Regions from separate parts of the Homo sapiens genome. Here region 1 is linked to region 2. Evidence: read pairs that join two places in POLR2A ChIA-PET (ENCODE). Cell type or tissue: CD4-positive, alpha-beta T cell. All regions are shown on one strand. Links, peaks and the distances in the headings refer to the core of each region. The heading gives the core; the rest is flanking DNA.

The links. Peaks named below come from ENCODE experiments on the same cell type or tissue, not always from the same donor. Only the 100,000 strongest peaks of a DNase experiment are listed, where the experiment ranks them.
Region 1: POLR2A ChIA-PET joins it to region 2 with 10 read pairs; 4 of 35 experiments call an interaction of 5 or more read pairs at or near these places.

Annotation. Positions count from the first base shown.
Region 1 is chr22:42,441,252-42,452,846 of GRCh38, reverse strand. LOC101927344 (a long non-coding RNA gene) reads right to left here. Exons shown (of 6, transcript NR_188414.1): 3 at 7,031-7,145; 4 at 6,608-6,684; 5 at 4,023-4,140; 6 at 2,002-2,482. Among named protein-coding and RNA genes, the nearest start is that of NFAM1, 15 kb to the right of the region's middle. RefSeq lists enhancers at 7,714-8,480, 8,488-8,667, 11,254-11,595. In CD4-positive, alpha-beta T cell, for the core only: a CTCF peak has its summit at 8,270 (motif pointing right); DNase peaks (open chromatin) are centred at 8,256 and 8,596; H3K4me3 peaks cover 1,254 bases; H3K27ac peaks cover 1,715 bases.
Region 2 is chr22:41,770,438-41,784,246 of GRCh38, reverse strand. It overlaps MEI1 (meiotic double-stranded break formation protein 1), which reads right to left. Exons shown (of 31, transcript NM_152513.4): 20 at 13,286-13,561; 21 at 7,980-8,145; 22 at 5,435-5,539; 23 at 2,853-2,963; 24 at 2,402-2,562. Among named protein-coding and RNA genes, the nearest start is that of CCDC134, 23 kb to the left of the region's middle. RefSeq lists enhancers at 2,572-2,621, 2,772-2,871, 2,882-2,931. In CD4-positive, alpha-beta T cell, for the core only: no CTCF peak of the experiment used is centred there; DNase peaks (open chromatin) are centred at 1,736, 2,976 and 4,056; H3K4me3 peaks cover 2,630 bases; H3K27ac peaks cover 3,755 bases.

The sequences.
Region 1 (11,595 bases), core at 5,746-10,745, 660 kb before region 2:
ACCGAGACGTTACCTCATTTCACAGCCATAGCCACCCCATGAGGGAGGTGCTACCATCCCCACCTCACAGGTGAAGAAATTAAAGCACAGAGAGGGTGGACATCTCCCCAGGGCCCCAGAGCTAGCCAACTGTGGAGCTGGGAGTCCACCCAGCAGGCTGGCTCCAGGCCCTGCTCTCAGCCGAAGCCTGGGAGGAGGAGGAGGAGTGGCAGGCGGCGCTGGGGCCCGGGCGGGTGCAGCTGAGCCCTGCCACCTGCTGAAGCATCACCGGATTCCCTAGGCCGTGCATCAGTTGAGACAGAGGTGGCCATGTCAGAACCATAGTTGACTTCCATGAAAACCAAAATCCAAACTTGAGCAGCGTCAAGATGGCATTCGGAAAAGCAGTCTGAGAGCAGGGGCTCCATCTGCCTCGCTCAGCCCTGTGCACCCTGGCCAGGCAGGGCCTGGCCACAGAAAGCAAACATTCGCTGGCAGCTAGTCAGGAGAGTCCCCAACCCTGTCCTAGGCAGCTCCAGAGCTGTATTTCTTCTTTCTTTTTCTTTTACTTTTTTTTTTTTTTTCTTGAGACAGGGTCTCGCTCTGTTGCCCAGGCTGGAGTGCAATGGCACGATCATGGCTCACTGCAGCCTCGACCTCCCGAGCTAGAGTTATCCTTCCACTTGGGATCCTCAGCTTTCTGAGTAGCTGCGGCTACAGACATGTGGCATCACACTCGGCTAATTTTTTAAGTTTTTTGTGGAGACGAGGTCTCATTATATTGCCTAGGCTAGACACCTAGATTTCTAAAGCCCAGATCTGACCACATCGTCCTTGCTCTACAATGGTGACTTCTCCCTGCCTAGGACCCAGTCTGAGCTCTGCCTGTCTGCCCTACCTCGTCACCCACGTCTCCATCCTTGCCCGTTTTGTGCCTCCAGTGCACCCCAGCTCACCTTTACGTCGGCCCCACTCTGTTTACTCTGCTTCCATGGCCAACAGTGGCCCCTTCAGCCCAGGGACTCTGTCTTATTCAGCTTTATGTTTCAGGGACTGGGGACCTGAGTGTGGAGCCTGAAGCTCCCATAGCATCTGTACAGAATGGGGAATGAAGGGAAGAGGGGCCTCTGCTTCAGGGGATGGTGTGGGGAGCCACTGCTCATCCTCTGTACCTAGAAGAGGGAGGAGGGAGGAGGAGGAGGAGGAGGAGGAGGGGGAGGAGGGGGAGGCTTTGCTAAAGTTACCAGGCCATGAGGGCGCTACAGTGAGGGGATCTAAATCTTGCGTTTTGTTTGTTTGTTTGTTTGTTTTTTTGAGATGGAGTTTTGCTCTTGTTGCCCAGGCTGGAGTGCAATGGCACGATCTAGGCTCACTGCAACCTCTGCCTCCCAGGTTCAAGTGATTCTCCTGCCTCAGCCTCCTGAGTAGCTGGGATTACAGGTGCATGCCACCACACCCGGCTAATTTTTTTGTATTTTTAGTAGAGACAGGGTTTCATCATGTTGGCCAGGCTGGTCTCAAACTCCTGACCTCAAGTGATCCACCTGCCTCGGCCTCCCAAAATGCTGGGATTACAGGCGTGAGCCACCGTGCCAGCCCTAAATCCTGGGTTTTTCTCGAAATCTGGAAATCACCTCTGGGGTAAGACGCCTGGAACCCTGGAAAGAGACACTGCAGATTATGAGTAATGACCCTAGAAATGCCCTCAGCACAGGTTCTGCTGTGTGCAAAAGCCACTGAATGCAAATATCTTGGAATCTCTCTGCTCCCCACTCAGATTATAGATCTCAAAATACCTGAGTCAGCTTAGCTCCAACTCAAGTCTGCATTTTTCTGCGACTTATGTTCAGGTCTACATTTCCATCAGGAAGCCGCAGTCGCCACCGGCAGCATCAAGGGTGCAGAGAATCAGAGCTGATGTTGTTTTCTGAAGGTCTAATTTCTGAGTTAATCCAAAAAGACAAAGCCCTGCACTTCCAGAGGTAACCTACAGAGATGCAAGTATTGAAAAATTTCTAGTTATTTATATTAAATTATATTTATTTATTTATTTAATTTATTTATCTAGAGACAGAGTCTCACTCTGCCGCCCAGGCTGGAGTGCAATAGCGTAATCTCAGCTCACTGAAACCTCCAACTCTTGTGTTCAAGCAAGGGGTGACTCTGGCTTTCCCCATGGCAAAGAAACTTCCCATGGGTACCTGCACACACCCCAGGCCTCCTCCCTGCCAAGGCAGGGATTCCTGTGCCACCTGCTGGGGAGGGCAGCCCAGCAAATGAGCCAGCTGCATGGGTGGGAGTTGGTGACTGTTCTTCGTTTTCTGCAATGGTTCATTTTTTGTGTCAACCTGTTGGAGCCATGAGGTGCCCAGTATTTGGTTCAACTATATTCTGGGTCTGTCTGTGAAGGTGTTTCCAGAAGAGATAAGCATTTGCATCAGTAGACTGAATAAAATGATGGCCCTCCCCAGGGTGGACGCGCCTCGTCCAATCCATCGAAAGCCTGAAGAGAACAAAAGACAGAGTAAGCCGAGTGTGGTGACGCATGCCAGTAGTCCCGACTACGCAGGAGGCAGGAGGATCGCTTAAACCCAGAAGTTCGAGACCAGCCTGGGCAACGTGGCGAGACCTCATCTCTACAAAAAAATTTTTAAAAAATTAGCCAGGTGTGGCACACTTGTAGTCCCCGCTACTCAGAAGGCTGAGGCAAGAGGATCATTTGAGCCCAGGAAATCGAGGCTACAGTGAGCCACGTTCACACCGCTGCACCCTAGCCTGGACAACAGGGCAAGAGCCTGTCTCAAAAAAAAAAAAAAAATAATGCCGGGTGCGGTGGCTCACTCCTGTAATCCCAGCACTTTGGGAGGCTAAGGCAGGTGGATCACCTGAGGTCAGGAGTTCAAGACCAGCCTGGCCAACATGGTGAAACCCCGTCTCTACTAAAAATACAAAAATTAGCTGGGCGTGGTGGCGTGCGCCTGTAATCCCAGCTACTCAGGAGGTTGAGGCAGGGAGAATTGCTTGAACCTGGGAGGTGGAGGTTGCAGTGAGATTGTACCACTGCACTCCAGCCTGGGTGACAGAGTGAGACTCCATCTCAAAAAAAAAAAAAAACGGTGAGATAGAATTCGCTCTGTCTGCCTGACTGTGAGCTGAGCTGGGACACTGGTCTTCTCCTCTCTTTGAACTTGGACTTAGCCTGCAATGACACTGTTGGCTCTTCTGGTTTTCTTCTGCTTGGTGACTGCAGATCCTGGGACTTCTCAGCCTGAGCTGGGCCAGGGCTGCATTTAGGTAGAAGGGCTCAGGGTAATTAGATGGGGCAGCTGGGACTCCCCAGCAGCAATTCTGGGGCAAGTCAAGCTAAGACACCTCCTTGAGAATTGCTCTGCAGAGAATTGCCTGACCCCAGGCAGTAAGAGGTGAAGCTGCCATGCCTTCGCCTAATTCAGGAACAGTCTTTGCCTTTAGAAATTCCCTCTGCTGGGCTGGGCGCGGTGGCTCACACCTGTAATCCCAGCATGTTGGGAGGCCAAGGCGGGCGAATCACGGAGGTCAGGAGATCAAGACCATCCTGGCTAACATGGTGAAACCCCGTCTCTACTAAAAATACAAAAAAATTAGCCAGGCATGGTGGCGCATGCCTGTAGTCCCAGCTACTCGGGAGGCTGAGGCAGGAGAATGGTGTGAACCCAGGAGGTGGAGCTTGCAGTGAGCCAAGATCGCGCCACTGCACTCCAGCCTGGGTGACAGAGCAAGACTCCATCTCAAAAAAAAAAAAAAAAAAAAGAAAGAAAGAAATTCCCTCTGCTGTTATGTTCAGGGTGGGATGGAAGTAAATAAAATGTTTCATGCAAAGCAAAAAAATAGGATATAATAGGGATTTTGGGCTGGGTTGAGTGGCTCACACCTGTAATCTCAGCACTTTAGGAGGCCAAGGTAGGAGGACTGGGCGAGCCTGGAAGTTTGAGACTAGCCTGGGCAACGTAGTGAGACCCCATCTCTTCAAAAAAAAAAAAAAGAGGACTTTTTAGAAGTCTTACTTTGGCCTTTACTGTTGATTCCCAATTATTCGGGATTCGATCATCCAGTTTGAGGATCATTGAAGCCTTTTCTAGGCTGTTTTGACTCTTTTCATTCTTTCACTAATCTTGGCATTTCCTAATATTAATGAAAATAAAAGGAAATGAGAGTGAAACAACAGGTTTACTTTCCTCTATTAGCTTCTGAGGGAAAAGGAATGGACAAGAGCAGGTTGGGCGACCAGCTGGCATTTGCCCCTCTGTCAGGTGACCTCGACATCCCCGCATTGCAGAAAGGACCCTGAGAGCTGACCTTGCCTGTGTGCGTCTCCCCAACGAAAACTCTTAGCAAGTCTGACTTACAGACCACTAGAAACCCGATCGGGACCCAGAAACCCCACTCCCAGGTATTCACCCAAGAGAAGTGAAAACTTCCATTCATACAAACACCTGTGCGTGAATGTTACAGCAGCTTATTCATAATCGTCGAAACCTGGAAATCGCCCACATCCTTTACTTGGTGAATAGATAAATAGACCACAGTCCATCCAGACAGTGGAACACTTCTCAGCAATGAAAAGGAACCATACAACAATGTGGGTGAACCTCAAATCACGATGCTCAGCGAAAGAACCTGGACTCGCACGATTCCACTTTCAGGACTCCCGTTGCTGGAAAAGCAACGGGAGAACAGAGCAGTGGTTGCCAGCGGCAGCACAGGAGTTCTGGGAGTGACGGGATGTTCCCTATCTTGACTGCGGTCATGGTGATAGGACTCTATGCATTTGAACTATATACCAAAAGAAGTGAATTTTACTGTGTGTACATTTGAAGGTATTTTTTAACCATTAAAAAAGAAAAATCAAGGCCGGGCACAGTGGCTTATGCCTGTAATACCAGCACTTTGGGAGGCTGAGGCAGGTGGATCACCTGAGGTCAGGAGTTCGAGACCAGCCTGGCCAAGACGGTGAAACCCCATCTCTACTAAAAATACAAAAATTAGCTGGGTGCCGTCGTGGGCGCCTGTAATCCCAGCTACTCAGGAGGCTGAGGCAGGAGAATCGCTTGAACCTCAGAGGTGGTGGCTGCAGTGAGCCGAGATTGCGCCAGTGCACGCCAGCCTGTGCGACAAGAGTGAGACTATGTCTCAAAAAAAAAAAAGTGACTTCAATTTTTCCTCCTTCTCCTCTTGGCTTGTAAAAGGCTTGTCCCTGTGTGGCTTCAGAGTGTTTAAAATCACTTACCTCCTCTTGAGGAGGTTCAACATTCTTTTTTTTTGAGACAGAGTCTTGCTCTGTCGCCCAGGCTGGAGTGCAATGGCATGATCTCGGCTCACTGCCACCTCCACCTCCCAGGTTCAAGGGATTCTCTTGCCTCAGCCTCCCGAGTAGCTGGGATTACAGGTGTGCATCACCACACCCGGCCAATTTTTGTATTTTTGTTGCCCAGGCTGGTCTCGAACTCCTGGACTGAGACAATCCACCCGCCTCAGCCTCCCAAAGTGCTGAGATTACAGATGTGAGCCACTGCGCCAGGCCTCAATATTCTTTCTAATAAGCTCACTTGGGTTCTTATTCAGTATATTCCTTTTCCCAGGCTGCTGTAACAAAATAACATAAACTGGGTGGCTTAAGGCAACAGAAATTGATTTCCTCCCAGTTCTGGAGGCGAGAAGTCCAACACCAAGGTGTTGGCAGGGCTGTGCTCCCTCTGAAGGTTCTAGGGAAGAATCCTCCCTCTCTTCTTCCGGCGTCCAGTGGCCACAGGCATCCCTTGGCTTGTAGCCTCACCACTGCCATCTCTGCCTCCATCTTCCTATGGCCCTCTTTCCTCTGTGTCTCCTCTGCTTCTTCTTCTTCTTCTTTTTTTTTTTTTTTTCTTTTTTTTTTGAGACAGAGTCTCGCTCTGTCACCCAGGCTGGAGTGTAGTGGCACGATCTCAGCTCACTGCAAGCTCCGCCTCCCAGGTTCACATCATTTTCCTGCCTCAGCCTCCCGACTAGCTGGGACTACAGGCGCCTGCCACCATGCCGGGCTAATTTTTTTGTATTTTTAGTAGAGACGGGTTTTCACCGTGTTAGCCAGGATGGTCTCGATCTCCTGACCTCATGATCTGCCCACCTCAGCCTCCCAGAGTGCTGGGATTACAGGCGTGAGCCACCGCGCCTAGCCGTCTCCTCTCCTTCTTATAAGGACACCAGCTGTTGGACATAGGGCCCAGCCTAAATCCAAGATTATTTTATCGTGAGTTGAAAGGACCTGATTACATCTGAAAAGACCCTGTTTCCAAATTCAGCTCACAGTCACAGGAATGGAAGAGTCGGGGGGAGGGAGAGGTTAATACATGAACATATCTCTTGGGGAGCACAATTCAACCCCTACATTCAGTAAGACTCTCTTAGAGAGGGCAGGGCAAGCTGGCCCTGCACTCCTTGGCCATCCCCTGCTGTCACCCCCAGACCTCAGGCACGGCGGCCCCTCGCTCTCCCCCGTCTCCTCTGTCCGGGCCTCTGAAGTCACCAGTTCTCCATGCCCAGCCGTGGCCTGTGGGAGGGAGCTGGGGGGGTGAGCTGGAGCTGCCACTTAGCGGCAGAGTCACAAACTCACCGTTCCTAATGAAGCCCGTCGCTTCTCCCTCCTCTTCCTCCCAGCAATGTCCGCAGTGGTGCCTGCGATGAAAGAAGCTGACCCAAGACATAGGAGGGAGGTGATTATGGGTTTAGAAAAGTCTTGACAAAAACATATCCTTTTATGACTGGGGTGGCTCTGTCAGGCTCTGCTGGCCCAGCATCCTCCCCACAGCCCACCCCAGCCAGAGGAACAGTCTCCTGATTTTCCTGTGGGGACTCCTGTCCTCTCAAGGTCACTTAGTTGAGCAGGGTTGTCCCTACCCCCAGTTCCCTGTCCCTCTGTCTTCTTTCCACTGCAGGCCAGCCAGCAGAACCCTGCTTTTCTGAAGACCCTGACCAGGAGCTGCAGCCCCTCCTGGCCCTGTAGCCGCAACTGGCCCCATCTCTTGATTCCGCTTACCTGTCCGGCCCAGGCTGGAGCTACCCCACAGCTGCCAGGGCTGGGTCCTCCAGGCCACCTGCCCATGAACCAGCCAGGTGAGCACAAAGCACGTCTCCCCCACCCCGTCTTGGGTCTGTAGGGACAATAAAATGCCTGCCAGTGAAAAGGGCACAGTGAGGCTGGGTGCTGTGGCTTGTGCCTGTAATCCCAGCACTTTGGGAGGCCGAGGCAGGCAGATCATTTGAGGTCAGGAGTTCGAGACCAGCCTGGCCAACATAGTGAAACACTGTCTCTACTAAAAATAACAAAAATTAGCCAGGCGTGGTGTCTTGCACCTGCAGTCCCAGCTCCTCAGGAGGCTGAGGCAGGAGAGTTGCTTGAACCCAGGAGGCAGAGGTTGCAGTGAGCCAAGATCATGACATTGCACTCCAGCCTGGGCAACAGAGCGAGACTCCGTCTCAAAAAAAAAAAAAAAAAGAAAAGAAAAGAAAAAAAAGGGCGCAGTGCTGAGCCACGGATTATTTAAGATATCCTATTTCAGGAAAAACGAACAAGTCCAGATTCTCTTGGCTGTGGCTCCGTGGTTTATATGTTTGCAGAATCAGAAGAGTGAGTGACAAAGGTTACAGGTAAGCCTGCAGGAGTAGACACCTTTGGGGGAGAGATTGGAGAAAATGATTAGCTTTTTCTGTATAGATTTTTGGATTATTTCACCTTGTGAACTCTGATATTTGCTCTGACGCCAGCCACCCTCACTGGGTCCTTGGTTCTGCCCTGTTCTGTTCTGCATCCTTCTTTGCCTGTGGGGTTTCCGGGTTTCTATCCTGAGCTCCAAGCCAGGGTCCAACCCAGCAACCTGCGGCCCTGAGGCCCGTAGGTCCCCATGTGGGCACTCTTGACCTCCTAGGCTTTGCTGACCTACAGGCCTCCTCGCCAGTGACTCATGAACTTGGCTGAGGCACAGCTTTTCAGATCCTGGGGGGCCCCCCTCTCTCCTCTCCCACGGGGTTCTTATCAAGCTCAAGGGAGGAAATGGTTGACAAACGGTTTTGCTAAACTAGGATCGGTTACCCAATGGAGAAGCTTATTACTGAAGACGCTGATGAAGAACATTCGAGCAGCGCCCCATCAATCTCCTCTGCTGTCAGGAAGGCTGGGGGAGGGGCGGTGGGACCCAGGCCATCAGGAGCGGGATGCCACCGAGTTCTCAAAGACCTTGTCCGCCCTGGCCCTTCCTGTCCGGCCTCCAGGGGGCACCAGATCTCCACCCAGTGCGTGACCACCCCCTCCCCACCAATCCCTCAGCGAGATTCTAGCAGAGGGGAGAGAGCCAGGGGCCGTGGGGACCCAGGGGTGAGAAAGGGGCTGGCAGAGAGCAGGGAGTCCACCCAGGGTCAGGTTCAGGCCTGCATTGATGTGTGGCCAGGGTGCGACACAGAATTCTGCAAGATTCAGAACATCTCTCAATCACTACATTTTCAGAAAATGGATGAAAAGCTGATCAAAAAGACGTTTGATGCCAGGCTGAAGAGAAGCTGGATCTTGCACCATCGGGCTGGAGGCAAAGTGCGGGCTGGAGTTCCCCACAGCTGGAGCAGGAGTCCTCTGTAATCCATCAAGTCTGAAGCAGGAAATGCAAGAAGGCTCATGGCGCCTCCTCCCACGAGCCGCCCGGCTGCCGAGAGCCCGGGGTGTGGAGCGGCGGGTTCAGGCCAGGGCAGCGGGACTCTGGGAGCTGGGCTTGCTGGTCCAAGAAACTTGGAGCACAGTCAGGTTTGCAGTTCAGCTCAGAATCCTGATTCAGAAACACCACCCCTTCTCCATGCCTGGGGAGATAGGTGAACTCCCAAACGACTCCCGGGGCCACCCCAGCAAAACCCTAAATGACAGAATTGCCCAGACAGAAGCTGGCTGATCTGTTAGCGAGACTAACCCCATACTTGCCCATGCTCTCTTCTAGTTCACAGGGCACTTCCGTGGCAGGGGAACATGAACTATTCTTGCTAATGAGGCTGGTGAAGCTCACAGGACCTGCACTTGCCAAGGCCCCACAGTTAGGAAACGGCAGAGCTGGGCCTTTAACCCAGATCCCCTGCCTCCAAGTCCTGGAATGGTTGTTTCAGAGGCTGAGCCTTCTGAGTGAGATGAGAAAACTAACAGGAGTCTGGCTGCTGAATCCTCTTTGGGGCACTTTCTCTAGAACAGCCAAAAAGTGGTCCCCAGACTCCACTTGCTTGTATGTACCTGGTAAGTCAGTGCCATTCAGTAAAAAGAAAGTCTTTCTTTTTTTTTTTTCTGCTGAATTGCAATATGTAATTGCAATGTGTTCCTATGTCATATGTTTCTGTAAAGTTTGCAAAGGTGAGACATCAGTTAGTCACACCAAGCCAGCTTGGTGGCACAGCACATGCTTGTAGTCCCAGCTACTCAGGAGGCTGAGGTGGGAGGATGGCTTGAGCCCTGGAGTTCAAGGCTGTGATGAGCAAAGATTGCACCACTGTACTCCAGACCTGTCTCTAAAAAAAGAATCAAACCTGGGCAACGTAGTGATAGACTCTGTCTCTAAATATACACATATGTCTATGAATAAGGCTTTTAAAAATAATAAAAATAACTCAGCTAAGTCTCTTTCCACTCTGATTCCCCGCCTTCCCTGCTCCCATCCAGTTGGATGGTGTTGGACTGGCTGTGGGTATTTTGGGAGAAGTTGATATGGAAATAGTTCAGAATTCAGGGGTATTTCTTGTGGTTCATGGTTCTATCCATGTGTAGCTCAGTCGTTGCTGGCTGTCCGAGGGTACAGATGGCTTCCAGGAACAGGCTCACCAATGAATGAAGGAGAATGAATACAATGATCATGATGAAAAAAGATTTAAATTTCTTGCTGATTTGGCATAAAATGTTGAAACCAACAAAGACAACATAAAACTCAGAACAGGTCCCTGTGATGAGAGCATCAAAGCCTCGCGTGGTCACCAGTGTGGCCCATCCAAGGAGCATGTAAGGTCAGGTCCCACATGAGAAAACTTGACACAGCCATGCCCTGAACTCTTCCTGCTACCATATCAAAGAAATTTGATTGAAGTTTGTTTTCTCTATAGAATATGGCATTGCAAAATCCTTGTTGTACAAGGAAGCGATCAGGATATAGAAAAACATAGGGAAGCCAGGTGTGGTGGCTCAAGCCTGTGATACCAGCCCTTTGGGAAGCCGAGGCAGGCAGATCACCTGAGGTCAGGAGTTCGAGACCAGTCTGGCCAATGTGGTGAAACCCTGTCTCTACTAAAAATACAAAAGTTAGCCGGGCATGGTGTGGGCACCTGTAATCCCAGTTACTCGGGAGGCTGAGGCAGGAGAATGGCCTGAACCCAGGAGGCGGAGCTTGCAGTGAGCCGAGATGGCGCCACTGCATTCCAGCCCGGGTGACAGAGCGAGACTCCGCCTCAAAAAAAAAAATTAAAAATAAAATAAATAAATAAATAAAATTCACTGTTATGCCTAATTTTGGTTTTGTAATTGTGTTTGTTTTTTTTTTTAAATGAGAGTCCTCTTGAAATTGTGTAAGCTTCAGATACCATAAACCCAGCTCGGCCCCAATGACCAGCTCCCTCTGTGCTGTAAACAGGTGGTTTATAGAAAAGAGGAGGCTTGAGAGCCAGAGATATCTGGGTCCAAATCCTGGTTCAGCCTCCTCCTCGCCCTGAGAATCCTGGGTGACTTGCTTCTTGCAGACTCAAGTTCTTTCCCTATAAAATGGGGATAACCTGCCTGACTAACATGGAGAAACCCTGTCTCTACTAAAAATACGAAATTAGCTGGGCGTGGTGGCACATGCCTGTAATCCCAGCTACTCGGGAGGCTGAGGCAGGAGAATAGCTTGAACCTGGGAGGCAGAGGTTGTGGTGAGCGGAGATTGCACTTTTGCACTCCAGCCTGGGCAACAAGAGGGAAACTCCATCTCAAAAAAAAAAAAAAAAAGAAAAATAAGGGAATAATCTGAGCTCCACAGGGGGCTGTGAGGTCTGGTGTGTGTGCAGCACCTGGAGTACTCTGGATTCCTTCACCTCTGCCATTCTTTGCCCCTTCCCTCGATCTTTCCTGCTCTGTGGCCCACCCTGTGGTCTCCATGCCTTCTGCTCAGTGCAGGGCTATTACCCTGGCCAGACATCCTTAGGGAGAATAGATCCCAGAACCTGATCATGTCTTTTTCTAAATCAAAATGACGAGTATACAATCTCAGCCACTGAGCAAGGTCCTGGAATGAGGATGAGACAGAGGAGAAGGGCAGTCAAGGGGTCTTCCAAAACAGCTCCCTTCCTAAGGGCCACCCCGAATGGGTCCCTGCGAGGAAGGAAGGGCCTCGCCATGAGGGAGGCCCAGGTGGTTCAGCATCACCAGGCACCCACAAGACAAGCATGTAGGGACGGCGCCCTCATCCCAAGAGGAAGGAAGGGCCTCCTGGGGCCCAGAAGGGGCACAGCAGAGGGTATCCTGCAGCTGGCTGGCCCTGACCCCAGCTGGAAGGAAATGGGGGACCCGAAAGGAGCCAGGGGTCTCCCAGGAGCCATGTGTCCATGGTGAGG
Region 2 (13,809 bases), core at 14-5,013:
CACATATCCACTGCATCAAAAGGGGACGGAGGAGGCCACACAGAGTCCTCCAAGCTGCACCAGCCCTGGCTTCAGGAGCATGCGGAGAATCAAGTCCGAACCTGGAGAACTCTTTTTCTTCCAAATCTCCCCCATCCTCACTGGCCTCCTCCATCAGACAGCCTTCTCTGGCCTCATCTGTGGTTCAGTCTCTGGCTCTGTTCACTATACACCTAACTCAGAAGATCTGGAGTCAGACAGGCCAAATCAAAATCCTGGCTCTCAAGTCAGGTACAGTGGCTTACACCTGTAATCCCAGCACTTTGGGTGGCTGAGGTGAGAGGATTCGTTGAGCCCAGGAGTTCAAGACCAGCCTGGACAACATGGCGAAGACCCATCTCTACAAGAAAATACAAAAACATTATCTGGGCATGGTAGCATGTGTCTGTAGTTCTTGCTACTCAGGAGGCTGAGGTGAGATAATCACTTGAGCTGGGAGGCCAAGGCTGCAGTGAGCTGGGATACTGCCACTGCACTCCAGCCTGGACGACAGATTCCATTTCTTTAAAAAATAAAATAAAATCCTGGCTTTGCTACCTGTCAGCTGTATGGCCTTGGGCAAGTTACTGCACCTCTCTCAGCATGCCTGACTTTCTTCATCTATGAAATTAAGACAAGCCGGGCACAGTGGCTCACGCCTATAATCCCAGCACTTCGGGATGCTGAGGTGGGTGGATCACCTGAGGTGAGGAGTTCAAGACCAGCCTGACCAACTTGGAGAAACCCCGTCTCTACTAAAAATACAAAATTAGCTGGGTGTGGTGGCAGATGCCTGTAATCCCAGCTACTAGGGAGGCTGAGGCAAGAGAATCGCTTGAACCCAGGAGGCAGAGGTTGCGGTGAGCCGAGATCACACCATTGCACTCCAGCCTGGGCAACTAGAGCAAAACTTTGTCTGAAAAAATAAAATAACAGGGAACTCTGTGTATGTGTGTCGGGGGTGAGGGGGGGTGTTATATGGGAACTCTCTGTACTACCTGCACCATTTTTCTATAAATCTAAAACTGTCCTAAAAATGAAGTCTATTAATAATAAACAAAACAGACAAAAAAAAGGTATGGCAATGTGAAGGAGCATAGCTGACTGGGAGAAGCACAAATGCCTGGCCAGAGGACAGGGAAGGTGGGTGGGAATGGCAGAAAGTAAGGCTGCAGAGGGCCAGGCCTAGAGGAGGACAAAAAGGCTGCTGAAGGAGCTTGGGCAGAAGGGGTGTGAGGACAGACTGTGGCTGCAATGATAGGACATGCAGAGGAGGGAAGAGGCGGGTGGCCAGGAGACTGTAACTAGGTCACATTAGTGGGGAGGACGAATGATCAGGCCTGAGTTAGGGCACTGGAGGTAGCTAGGAGCAGGTAATTGCCTAGGTGTGAGCTGAGGGCCAGGGCAGAGCCAAGGACAAAATGCAAGTTTTCTCCTAGGCAGGTGACTGCAGACAGCTGGATGAGCCCAGCAGCCTCACACGGAAAATTAGGAAAGGTTTCTGTCCTAAACCAACCACAGGCAACAACCTGCAGGATTTGCCAGAGCATAGATTTGCCACAGCTTGTTGCCCCTCTAGAGGCCAAAGTTTAAAACTCATGTCACTTCTGTGTGCCCATCACTAGATTGGCACAGTATTGGGCGCAGTGTGAGGATACCACAGAGGCTAGCAGATGGTTTCCATGAGAAGTAGCCCACAGAGGAGCTCACGCAGGGCACTGTGATGACAAGGCCCTACAAGAGGGAGGGGCTGAGGGGAAGGAGGTGCTCTGTGGATAAGTCCACTGCTCTCCTCTTCCCTGCATCACCTTCTCGAACAGTAATAATGACAGTTAACCATGTGTGGCATTCCACGGCTTGCCATGCTGCACTTTAAGGTCGCAGGCTGGCTTCTGCCTCCCCGTCTGGTCTTTTCTGCTCCATTCATTCCCCACCTTCTCATCACACAGAGCACCTCACCACTCCCCAAATATACAGAGCATGTCCTGAATTTGTGCAGCTTCATGCCTTTGCTCATATTGTTCTCTCTACTTGGAATGCCTTCTCCCACTATCTTTGCTGAGTACAATCTTATCCTTAAAGACTACAAGTTCCCTAAGGGTAGGACACATGCTATATTCATTTTTTATTCCTCTGTGCCAAGAATAGAGCCTGGAGTGTAGGTAAACCTTATGTGTTAAGTGGATTAATATGAAACAACCTCACAACAATCCTGAGATGTTTTCCCCATTTTGTAGGAAAGGAAACTGAGCTCAGAAAGGGTAAATACCTTGCCAAGGTCACACAGCTAATAAGCCCCCAGAGCTGGGACCAGAACTCAGGATCTTCAACACTCCTTTGAGTGCCACCCCATGCCTCAAAGCCACAGGAGTTAAAGACTAACCTGCAAACTGCCCTTGTGCTGCTGGGCAGAGAAGGAGGCAGTGAGCAGCCAGGCAGAGCAGAGGAGTGCAGTCCTGGGAGAATCTGCCTTTGCCAAGGTGAGGGCCAGCATCTTCTCCAGAAGCTCCATCAGGCCTGTGCTGCTCAGGAGCACTGCAGCAGCTGTCGGGGGTGGGCAAGGCAGGGCCCACAGGAGTTACAGAGGAGCTTCAGCTAAGTGCCACTATGGTGCTTAGCACCTGATTGGGGCTTCACAAACAAACAGAGGATCATCCTGAGGCTCTAAGGGTCCCAGCTTCATAACAGAAGCTCAGGTTATTAGAGCCAGAAAGGACCTTATGACCACCAGCCACACACACAACCCTATTTGTTTTTTTAAGATGAAAAAGTTGAGATACAGAGGACCACAGACTGCCCAGCACTCTTCACTGTCCCAGCCCGGGCCCCTGCACCTCTTTTCTGACTGCTGGGTGTGGTCTGATGAAGGCTCCAATACAGGAAGTTGAAGGAGGGCTGCAGGATGTCCACGTCAGTGGGGCTGCACTTCCCACACAGCTTGCTTACTGCAAGAGATGAAAGTCCCCAGTCGGCCTGTCGCAAAACACTCACACTTGTCATAGGTGGTAGCCTGCGACTGGCTATTTCAGATGTCAGTCTTGGGGAGCAAGCACAAACTAAGTATCCCTGATATTACAACCAATGGAAAGAAACACAGTGACAAACCTTAAGGCACATTCACACCCTCCATCTAGACAAACATCAGGCAAGCAGCCTACAGCTGCACATCACAGAAAGACTTTAGGATTTCAAAGGGATCCATCCTGTGAACATCGTCACCACCTTCCCAAGGGAACTTTAACAGTCGAATGAAGTGCAGTTCCCTGCACTTGCCACATCCCCTCTCTCACATCACTTCATTTAGCTAACTCCTCTTGTCCCCGTCAGCAATCAAGATTCAGCTCAGGCCTCCGCAGTGGCTTACGCCTGTAATCCCAACACTTTGGGAGGCAGAGGCAGGCAGATTGCTTGAGCCCAGGAGTTCAAGACCAACCTGGGCAATGTGGTGAGACCCCGTCTCTCCACAAAAAAATACAAAAAATTAGCTGGGCATGGTGGCACACACTGGTAGTCCCAGCTACTCGAGAGGCTGAGGTGGAAGGATCGCCTGAGCCCGAGAGGTAGAGGCTGCAGTGAGCAGTTATCATGCTATTATACTTCAACCTGGGTGACAGAGTGAGACCCTGTCTCAAAAAAAAAAAAAAAAAGAAAAGAAAAAAATTCAGCTCAAAGTTCATCTCCCCCTTGAAGCCTTCCTTAACCTCTCAAGGCAAGATTAGATGTGCTTCTGCATTCTCCCAGGCCTCATCAGTGCAACATTACACTGTAGATATCTATAGAACATATCCCTTTACTCTTGGGAACTCCCACTTCCCATCTCCCTATCCCCATCCTAATATGAAACCTACCTACAGCTCCATTCACTTTTTGGCAGCCACATCACACCCTGACTTCGGTGCTCACCCAGACAAGCAGGTCTCAGCTCCCTCCCACACCAGTACCTCCACCCCGAACCACAGTCCTCTACTCTCTGCTGTCATATAGAAGTGCTCAAGGATTATATGTAAATGTCCTATTACATTTCATGTGTGGGTTTCAGCCTGTTACTCCCTGTCAGAGGCTCTTCTGAAGGCTGAGTTTGTCACACACAGATCCCCCTCCTAGCTTAGTGTCAGCCTTGATCTCACAGACAGGCTGGTGATGACTGGCACCAGGCTGAGGCCATCTGCAATGCGTCCCCAGTGGCCTTTTTTTGAATCTGACACTGATGTTCTCATGAGGTGGACTGGGCTCCAGGCAGGGAAGATGCCCCATCTTCACCTGTGGCTACAGGAGCTGGGGGGTCCACAAACACTGAAGACATGTCATTTTTCCTATTCATTTCAACCTTCCCTCAGCAAATCTTCCTGCAGGTGCTGCCTGTGAAGTGATGGCAGCATCATGAGTTGAGAAACCGAGGAGGTTTGGGGTGTGGGTAAGAAAAAAGCCTGGAGAACTGTGAACTGGATCATCAGATCTGAGTCAATTGTAGGATGAGCTGGAGAGCTGACCTTGTGCCAGGAAAAAAGGAATCTGCATGAATAGGATCTGTTGAAGGTCTACTGTGTGTCAAGCACTGTGTGACATTCTCTATCTAACTAGATAAGTATTCCTTATCTTAACAACTAGATAAGTATTCCGTATCTTAACCCTAGTTTAGGAAAGTACTACTACTTTACCTATGAGGAACCTAAGACTCACAGAGACTAGATGATTGCTAGTGACTAAGCTGAGATTCAAACCCAGGCCTTCCTGACTCTAGAGCTTGTGCCTGTCATACAGATTTGTTTGTTTTAGGGACGAGGTCTCACTCCATTGCCCAGGCTGGGTGCAGTGGTGAGATCATAGCTCACTGCAGCCTTGACGTCCTGGGCTCAAGCAATCCTCCCGCCTCGGCCTTCCCAAGTTGCTGGGACTATATATAGGTCTGCATCACGACACACAGCTAATTATTTGTATTTTTTTTGTAGAGACAGGGTTTCACCATGTTGCCAAGGCTGGTCTTGAACTCCTGAGCTCAAACGACATGCTGCCTCAGCCTCCCAAAGTGCTAGGATTATAGGCGTGAGCCACTAGGCCTGGCAGTTTGTAGAGGCAGGATCTTGCTATGTTGCCCAGGCTGGTCTTGAACTCCTGGCTTCAAACAATCCTCCGGCCTCAAACACCCAAAGTGCTGGGATTACAGGCATGAGCACCCCCCTGGCCTCATAATGCTGATTTTTTGCAGAGGTAGGGTGTCTCCCAAACATTCCCAGAGAACAAGCAGAGAAAGCCCTGAGAGGTCCTTTAGCAAGAAAACCCTAGGGACAGACTGACCTACTAGCTTCTTCCAAAGGGATGAAAGAGTAGAAGAAAGAAGAACACCAGCCTACTTAGTGAGCACCCACTGCACGTCCAGCCCTGGGCCCTTGGGCGCTATCCCAAGCAGCCAGGGCACCTTGGTGAAGGAGCTTCATGGCCACGCTGTCCAGTTCTTGCTCTGACACATTCCTGAGCTGCATCAGGGAGAGGAGGCTCAGCAGCAATGGTAGGTTCCCCGAGGCTGTGAAGAACAAGGAGGACTGGGCAAGAAGCCTGATGCTCAGATCACCTGAAGGTCAGACACCCTGCCCTGCTTCAATGGCCCTTAATAACAGGTTCAAAGTTTTTTGTTTCCTAAGGGGTGAGGTGTTTTGTTGGGATTTACTCCTATTTCTTTCTTCATTTAGAACAGGCGTAACTGATATACTAAGTGCCAGACATAGGTTGGTACCAGGAATTCATTATTTCATTTAATCCCACTAAACAAAATGTGAAGCATGGATTGTTATTCCTATTTTGCACTTACAAAATTGAGGCTCAGAGAGGCTGAGTGACTTCTCCAAGGTCCCACAGCCAGAAAGTGGCAGGATGCTGTGGTCTGAATGTTTGTGTTCCTCCAAAATTCATGTTGAAATCTTAACCCCCAATGTAATAGTATTAGGAAGTGAGGCCTTTGGTAGATGACTGAATCATGAGGGTAGAATCTTCATGAATGGGATGAGTGGCCTTTTGAAAGAAACTGCGAGGAGCTCCCTCCCTCACCCCTTCTGTCATGTGAGGACACAGTAAGAAGACAAGTCATCATGCTGGCACATGCCTATAACCCCAGCTACTCAGGAGTCTGAGGTTGGGGGATTGCTTGAGCCTAGGAGGTCAAGGCTGTGGGGGGCAGGGGAGAAGGAGGAGGAAGAAAGGAGGAGAAGGAAGAAAGGAGGAGAAGGAAGGAAGGAGGAGGAGGGAGGGGAGAAGGAGGGGAAAGAGGAGGAAAAGAGGAAGAAGAACAAGAGGAGAAGAAGAAAAGAAGAAGAAGAAAGAAGAAGATGAAGGAGAAAGAAGGATGGATGGAAGGAAGGAACGAAGGAAGGAAGGAAGGAAGCAGGGAAGGAATGAAGGAAGGAAGGAGGGAAGGAAGGAAAGAAGACAGCCATTTATGAACCAGGAAGTAGGCCTTCACCAGACACTGAATCTTTCAGTACCTTGATTTTGGATTTCCCAGCCCCCAAAACTGGGAGAAATAAATTCCTGTTGTTTATAAGTCACCCAGTCTATGGCCCAAATAGACCCAAATCTGAATCCAATGCCCATGGCCTTCCCACTATGTTTCCACTACATCTTAAGGTTCTTAACCAGTATTATCAGCTAAACATGGCTTGTCCTTCCCTGAAAAGAAATAACTCATCTCCTCTTGACACCTTTAAATCTACTTCCAAACCCTCAGTCCTCTGTCAGGTAGCCACAGATTGCCTTTCGCTTTGCTTAGAAATATAATTTTAGGCCGAGTGTGGTAGCTCACACCTGTAATCCAAGCACTTTGGGAGGCTGAGGCGGGCGGATCACTTGAGGTCAGGAGTTCGAGACCAGCCTGGCCAATATAGTGAAACCCACCTCTAATAAAAATACAAAAAATTAGCCAGGTGCAGTGGCGCATGCCTGTAATTCCAGCTACTATGGAGGCTGAGGCAGAAGAATCACTTGAACCCAGGACGTGAAGGTTGCAGTGAGCCGAGATCACGCCACTGCACACCAGCCTGAACGACAGAGTGAGACCCTCTCTCAAAAAAAAAAAAAAATTATTTTTAAAATTCAGCTTCTCTAAAAATAGAAAAAAACTAAGCTGGGCGCAGTGGCTCACCCCTGTAATCCAACCACTTTGGGAGGCTGAGGTGGGCGGATCACTTGAGCTCAGGGGTTTGAGACCACCCTGGGCAACATGGTGAAACCCCGTCTCTCCTGAAAATACAAAAAAATTAGCTGGGTGTCGTGGCACACACCTGTAAGTCCCAGCTACTTGGGAGGCTGAGGCACAAGAATTGCTTGAACCTGGAAAGTAGAGGTTGCAGTGAGCAGAGATCTTGCCACTGCACTCCAGCGTGGGTGACAGAGTGAGACTGTCTCAAAAATAAAATAATAATAAAATAAATACATAAAATATAAAATAAATAAATACAATAAAATAAACCAATCCAAATTTTCAGTGTCTCCATACTGTACCAAACATCAAGCTTCCTTGACTCCAGTGAGTACCATTCCAGATTTGGAAACTAATCCCCCGGATCTCACTAGGAGCTTCCAACACATCACAGATCCACCTCCCTCCCCAGCCCCTGCGGACTGCTGCTGCCTCCATCCTCCTCCAGATTTCTCACTTTCTTCTTCCCACAGGGGGCTGCCATGCTTGTGACAAACAACACTGAGCACATGCTGCACAGGGTGGGGATATGCATGCACACATCAAACACATCCACTCATGTTAAACACACACACAGCAAACCAAGCATGTTGTACGCCCACTCTGCAGTGAGAGAAAGGAGGTGAAGTTTAGCTTGATGCCACAATGGCCTGGCTTTCTTTTTCAGATAAAACCCTGATTCTCTCTCCTGGAGCAGACCTAACAAGGGTAGAGATGCCCATTCTCGACTGGCTTTCAGGTCAAAGTGTGCCCACAGCACCTGCAGACTGACCTCCTGATGGGGATGCCCCATGCTCCACTAGCAGACGCTGCAGGATCAGCAGGAAGTGGCCTCGGATAAGACCGCCCACTTGGATATCCTCATTCCTCCTCAGGAAGGTCCTCAGGCTAATCAGTACCTTGTGAGCTGTGTCCACTGGGCTGGAATAGATGAGGTCCTGAGCAGGAGAGAAGAAAGCCAGAGATCAGAGGGTACTGCAGTTGGGGAAAAGTGACAATGAGGAATAGAGGGGCAGGAAAAGGGCCCATAATTATGATGTCACAAAAACTGGGTAATCTGTCACTTACTCAGCACCTATTATGTACCAAAGGCTCTTCTAGGTGCACTGACGCCTCAAAACCATCCCTTAGAATAGGTCCATCCTAGGCCGTGCATGGTGGCTCACGCATGTAATCCCAGCACTTTGGGAGGCCAAGGCGGGTGGATCACGAGGTCAGGAGATTGAGACCATCCTGGCTAACACGGTGAAACCCCGTCTTTACTAAAAATACAAAAAAATTAGCTGGGCGTGGTGGCAAGTGCCTGTAGTCCCAGCTACTCCGGAGGCTGAGACAGGAGGATGGCATGAACCCGGGAGGCGGGGCTTGCAGTGAGCCGAGATCGCACTACTGCACTCTAGACTGGGTGACAGAGCAAAACTCTGTCTCAAAAAAAAAAAAAAAAAGAATAGGTCCATCCTATTAAATCCATCCTAAACAGGAGAAAACAGGCTCAGAGAGATTACATGACTTGCTAAAGGTCATATAAGCCAGTGGCACAGACAGAATTTGAATGCAAGTCTCCTAACTCCAAGCCCAAAGCTCTATTTTCCAGGATGCCTCCCTCCTGCAAATGGTAGGATTAGGGTCAAGAGGTTGTTTTCAAGACAGGGAACCTGAGTGTGCCTTAAAGAAGAGAAGAAGGAAAGAGAAATGATGTCACTGGGCAGGCAGAGGATAAATTAGGACAGATTCAGTGCACAGAAAGGCAAGTGAGGACCAGGTCAGGCCCGTTCTCTACCAAGGCATCTGGTTATCTCTGCCCCAAGCTATAAAGGTCTTAGGCTCGGAAGATGGGAAGATGCTTTTTATTTTGCTTTCAGAGTTATTTTAGTGAGTATATGTTAAAGACAAAGCCAGTCAGAAAGCTGCACCAGAGGCTACCCTACTGATAGCTCCTGGCACCTGCTAGCTCAAAGAAGCCAATTCCTTTGGACAGGCTAATGCGCTGGGCCAGTTAGGACTGAGGGTTATGAATCCAAGGTCACACAGACTCCCTCTCCAGGGAGGACAGCTACTGACACACAGAGAGATATGGCTACAATGCATCTGGCCAGACAAACCCAGGTGTGCTGATCACTGGGCAGAAGGAGAGGGATGGGGTCACAGGGATGTCTAAGTTTGGCTCTCAGAAACCTCCGCAGTTGCTGGAAAAACAACTATATATCAATAACAACCACTCAGGGCCTAATAATGTCAGGTACTATGTTGTGTTTATACAGTAGCTGTATATTTGTTTATACATTATTTATACCTCTACAATAACTCTTCCATATAGGTGTCACCCCAATTTTTCAAATGAGAAAACTGGGGCAGGTTAATCAGTTTGCATATCAAGAAAGTAATAAAGTTGTAAATTAAACTGCACTGTGAGTTAATGAAGGGAAGGGATGAGGTCTACTTCATCTTTGTCACCTTGTAGAGACTCAGAAAACATCTCTGAAAAGAAAAAGGTCACAGAATGGGAGGGCTAGAGAGAATCTAGATAATTTTTTCCAATACCTTTACTTTACAGAGTATGAGGCTGAAGCCCGACGGGAAGGGAGGGGCATGATTTGCCCAAGGTCATAGATCCCAGAGTCAAACCAGTTTCCTGGTCTTGTGCCTTCACCAACACATCACTGCCCCACTGCCACAGAGGTGGTCCCTCAGAAGTCTGAGTTAATGAATGTTAAAGGTATAAAAGGAAGGGGCTACTCAGCTTTGTGTGGCTATGGTGAATGCTGGAGGAAGAGGAACGTGAGGACCCCACCATATGGATCAGTGGGAAGGCTCTGGGCAAAACTATGACCCAATCTGTAGTCTCTGCTGTCCAGAACTCTCTGGGTCTTGACAGACCAGCGTAACTTGGCCAAAGAGGAAACAAACAGAGTTTCTGTGATGTCATTGTCCCTTCACATCTAAAAAACCTACATGAAAGACCACCCATTGATAAGAGTGGCAATTAACAGCTTTGTTTTCAGCTGTTAATTACCCATATAAAAAACAGAAATTGGTATCAACACAAAATTTTTAGACTCTTTTTCCTTCCTCTGGCTAGAAGCTGGGGAGAAATGGTAAGAATTATATATATGAACAGACAATAAAGTTGTTCCTTGCTGTTCTTTTGTTTTGTTTTGTGTTTTTGAGACGAAGTCTAGCTCTGTCGCCCAGGCTGGAGTGCAGTGGCTCGATCTTGGCTCACTGCAACCTCCGCCTCCTGGGTTCAAGCGATTCTTCTGTCTCAGCCTCCTGAGTGGCTGGGACTACAGGCACGTGCCACCATGCCCGGCTAATTTTTTGTATTTTTAGTAGAGACAGGGTTTCACCATGTTGACCAGGCTGGTCTCGAACTCCTGACCTTGTGACCCACCCGCCTCAGCCTCCCAAAGCGCTGGGATTACAGGCGTGAGCCACCGCGCCCGGCCTCCTTGCTGTTCTTTTTTTTTTTTTTTTTTTTTACCATTGATGTCTCTAGGATCTAAGTTAGTGAAAAACTTACTCACTTTGGGCTCTAGTCATAGCCATGACCCTTATTAACTATATGACCTTGGGCAATTCAATTAGCTTCTCTGAGATGAACTTTATCTGGTTCAGAGGCAGTCAATGATTAGTGAATGACAGCCCACTATGTGAAGCAAACCAAGAGTGTTCCTACATACTATCTCATCTACCCTCATGTTTTCTCCATTTTCTGTGGGAGAAAACTGAAGTTCAGATTAGCCTCTATCTTCCTAGTCCTCTATGCAACAACTCATCTTGAAGGCAGCTCCTTTCTGTTAAGCTCTATGCCAAGTGAAACACAAGACTCCTCTCTGCCCTGACCTCCACCACCTCCAGAAAGGAGAGGTGATAAGGATGGTGCACATTCAAGGACAAGGACTGGGTCACCAGGATAAATGGTGGGGCATCCACTCCAGCTTCCCTGGGATGTAGACTCTAAGTATTTGGTCTCCTGAGATTCAATTTCTGTTTGGTTTGCTTCTTTTAATATTTACATCCTGTGAAGTTAGTGGCCTAGCACAGCCTTCAGTTAGTGAGGGACCTCTCCATTCTAGGAAGACCCAGGCTGAGAAAGGGAATTTGGGAGAGGAGATAATGAGCTCCATTTTAGGCAGAAATGTCAAATAGATGGTTGACTTCATGGGTATGAGCTCAGGAGAGAGGTCAGGGGTGGTGCAGGGATTTGAGTCATCACCATACAGCCAGGAGGCAAACAAAGCCATGGGTGTGAATGAGATAACCCAGGAAGAATAAACAGACTGAGTAAAAAGAGAGCCTCAGACAGAACAACTGATAGATAGGGAGTCAAATCTGGGTTTTAATATTTTGATTTCCAACTCTTGTGACCATGGGCAAATCTCTCTAAGCCTATGTTTCATGTATTTAAAAAGAAAAAATGGCAGGTACAGTCGTTTATGCCTATAATCCCAACACTTTGGGAGGCCATGGTGGGAGGATCGCTGGAGCCCAGGAATTTGAGACCAGCTTGGGCAACATGATAAAACACTGTCTCTACAAAAAATATAAAAATTAGCCAGACACAGTAGCACATGCTTGTAGTTCCAGCTACTTGGTCTTGAACTCCTGACCTCAGGTGATTCACCTGGCTCGGCCTCCCAAAGTACTGGGATTATAGGCATGAGCTGCCACGCCCAGCCAATTCTAGTTACTTGGGAGGCTAAGGCAGGAGGATCACTTGAGCCCAGAAGATTGACGCTGCAGTGAGCCATGATCCTGCCACTGCACTCTAGCCTGGGCAACAGAGCAAGAAAAAAGAAAAAAAATAAAAATAAATAAGATATAGTCATGCTGTATCTTTTCTATGTTTAGATATACAAATGTCACTGTGTTACATTTGTCTACAATATTCAGTACAGTAACATGCTGTACAGGTTTGTAGCCTAGGAGTAACAGGTCATCCCATATACCTAGGTGTGTAGTAGGCTAGACCATCTAGATGTCTGTAAGTATACTCCATGATGTTGGTATGACAAAATCACCTAACACTGTGTTTCTAAAAATGTATCCCCATCATTAAGCAATGCATGACTGTATTGTCACTACTATCCCTGGACAGACTTAGATTGGTCTAGACCCATAATTCAATGGGTCATAATTTATAAGTACCTACTATGTGTGAAGAACTGACCCCGAATATTTCATCTGGTGAAGAAAACCTAGTATCTTAGTTCTGTCCCCTGCTACTCTCCTTGGTATCTAATTTGTTGTTCAATTTGCCTTCTTGAGTGGAAGGAAAAAAAGTGGAGTTAAAGCCAGCCACTAGGCAGTTTACCTTATCTAATCTAATTAGCCCATCTAATTCCTGATGGGAATTTCAGTAACGTACTTCACCAAAAAGTATTGACAGCCTGGGCAACCTGGTGAAACCCCATCTCTTAAAAAAAAAAGTAAAAAATTAGTTGGGTGTGGTGGCGTGCACCTGTAGTCCCAGCTACTCGGGAGGCTGAGGCAGGAGAATTGCGTGAACCCGGGAGGTGGAGGTTGCAGTGAGCCCAGATCATGCCACGGCACTGCACCCTGGGCAACAGTGTGAGACTGTGTCTCCAGAAAAAAAAGTACTGGGGCATCTGACAATTCTAGGTATGCCTGAGCAAGTAATGTACATATAATATTATCATGTAAGTCATGGCAAAAAAGAGGAGGAGTCCCTCTGCCATCAGAAATGTCCATCTACATGCCCCATGGGCTTCCTTTAACATTAAACCTGTGTCAGCAGAATCTGCTTGAGAGATGACAGGGAGGTGAGAGGGGATGGTGACTAAGATCTGCATTTCATAGTGTCATCCCCTGGGGGGAAGAGAGGCACACATCTCTCAGTTGGTAGACTTCCATTAGACTTAGGAAAGAGTATGGATTTACAGAAACTAGGCACCTACAAGTAGAAGAGACCACCACCCCTCCAACTCACATGCAGACAGTGATAAGTCTGGAGGTGGGCTGAAGCAGATGTGGGTGCCTCCTGACCTCAGTAAACCGGCTCTCAGAGAGAGAAGGCCCACGATTTCTGAATGTAGAAATGAATGAGTGGTTGCCTACCAGCAAGATGAGCAGGATGCTGGGGATGCTTCTGAGCAACTGGAACAGGACTACTAAGCTGGCAGGAAGGGCGGGCTGCCCAGCAGAGGTGACATCATCCAGTTCCTCATAGCTGCTCTCTTCCCAGAAGAACCAAAGTTCCAGGACACGGTGCCCATACCTACTCATGAGCTCTGGATACAACAGAAAGAACCTGAGCAGGAGCGGATGGTGAGTATAGACTAGCTGCAGGTCTGGGATGCCTTCTAGGAATTTTCTGATTGCACTGACCATAGTCTGGAGGCAAAACAAAGAAAGGAGGTAAATACACCTTGCAGAGGACCCAAGAGACCCCAACATGGCCAAGAGATGACTAGGAAAAATGTACTGTCATCTCAGTATTCCAGGACACCTTGGCTAGCTCATCCCAAGGCACTTTAGTGAGAAAATACCACTGTACTTACCTTATAACAGAAGTTATCAACTAGGGGTGATTTTGTCCCCATGGGACATTTGGTAAAGTCTGGAGACATTTTTTACTATCT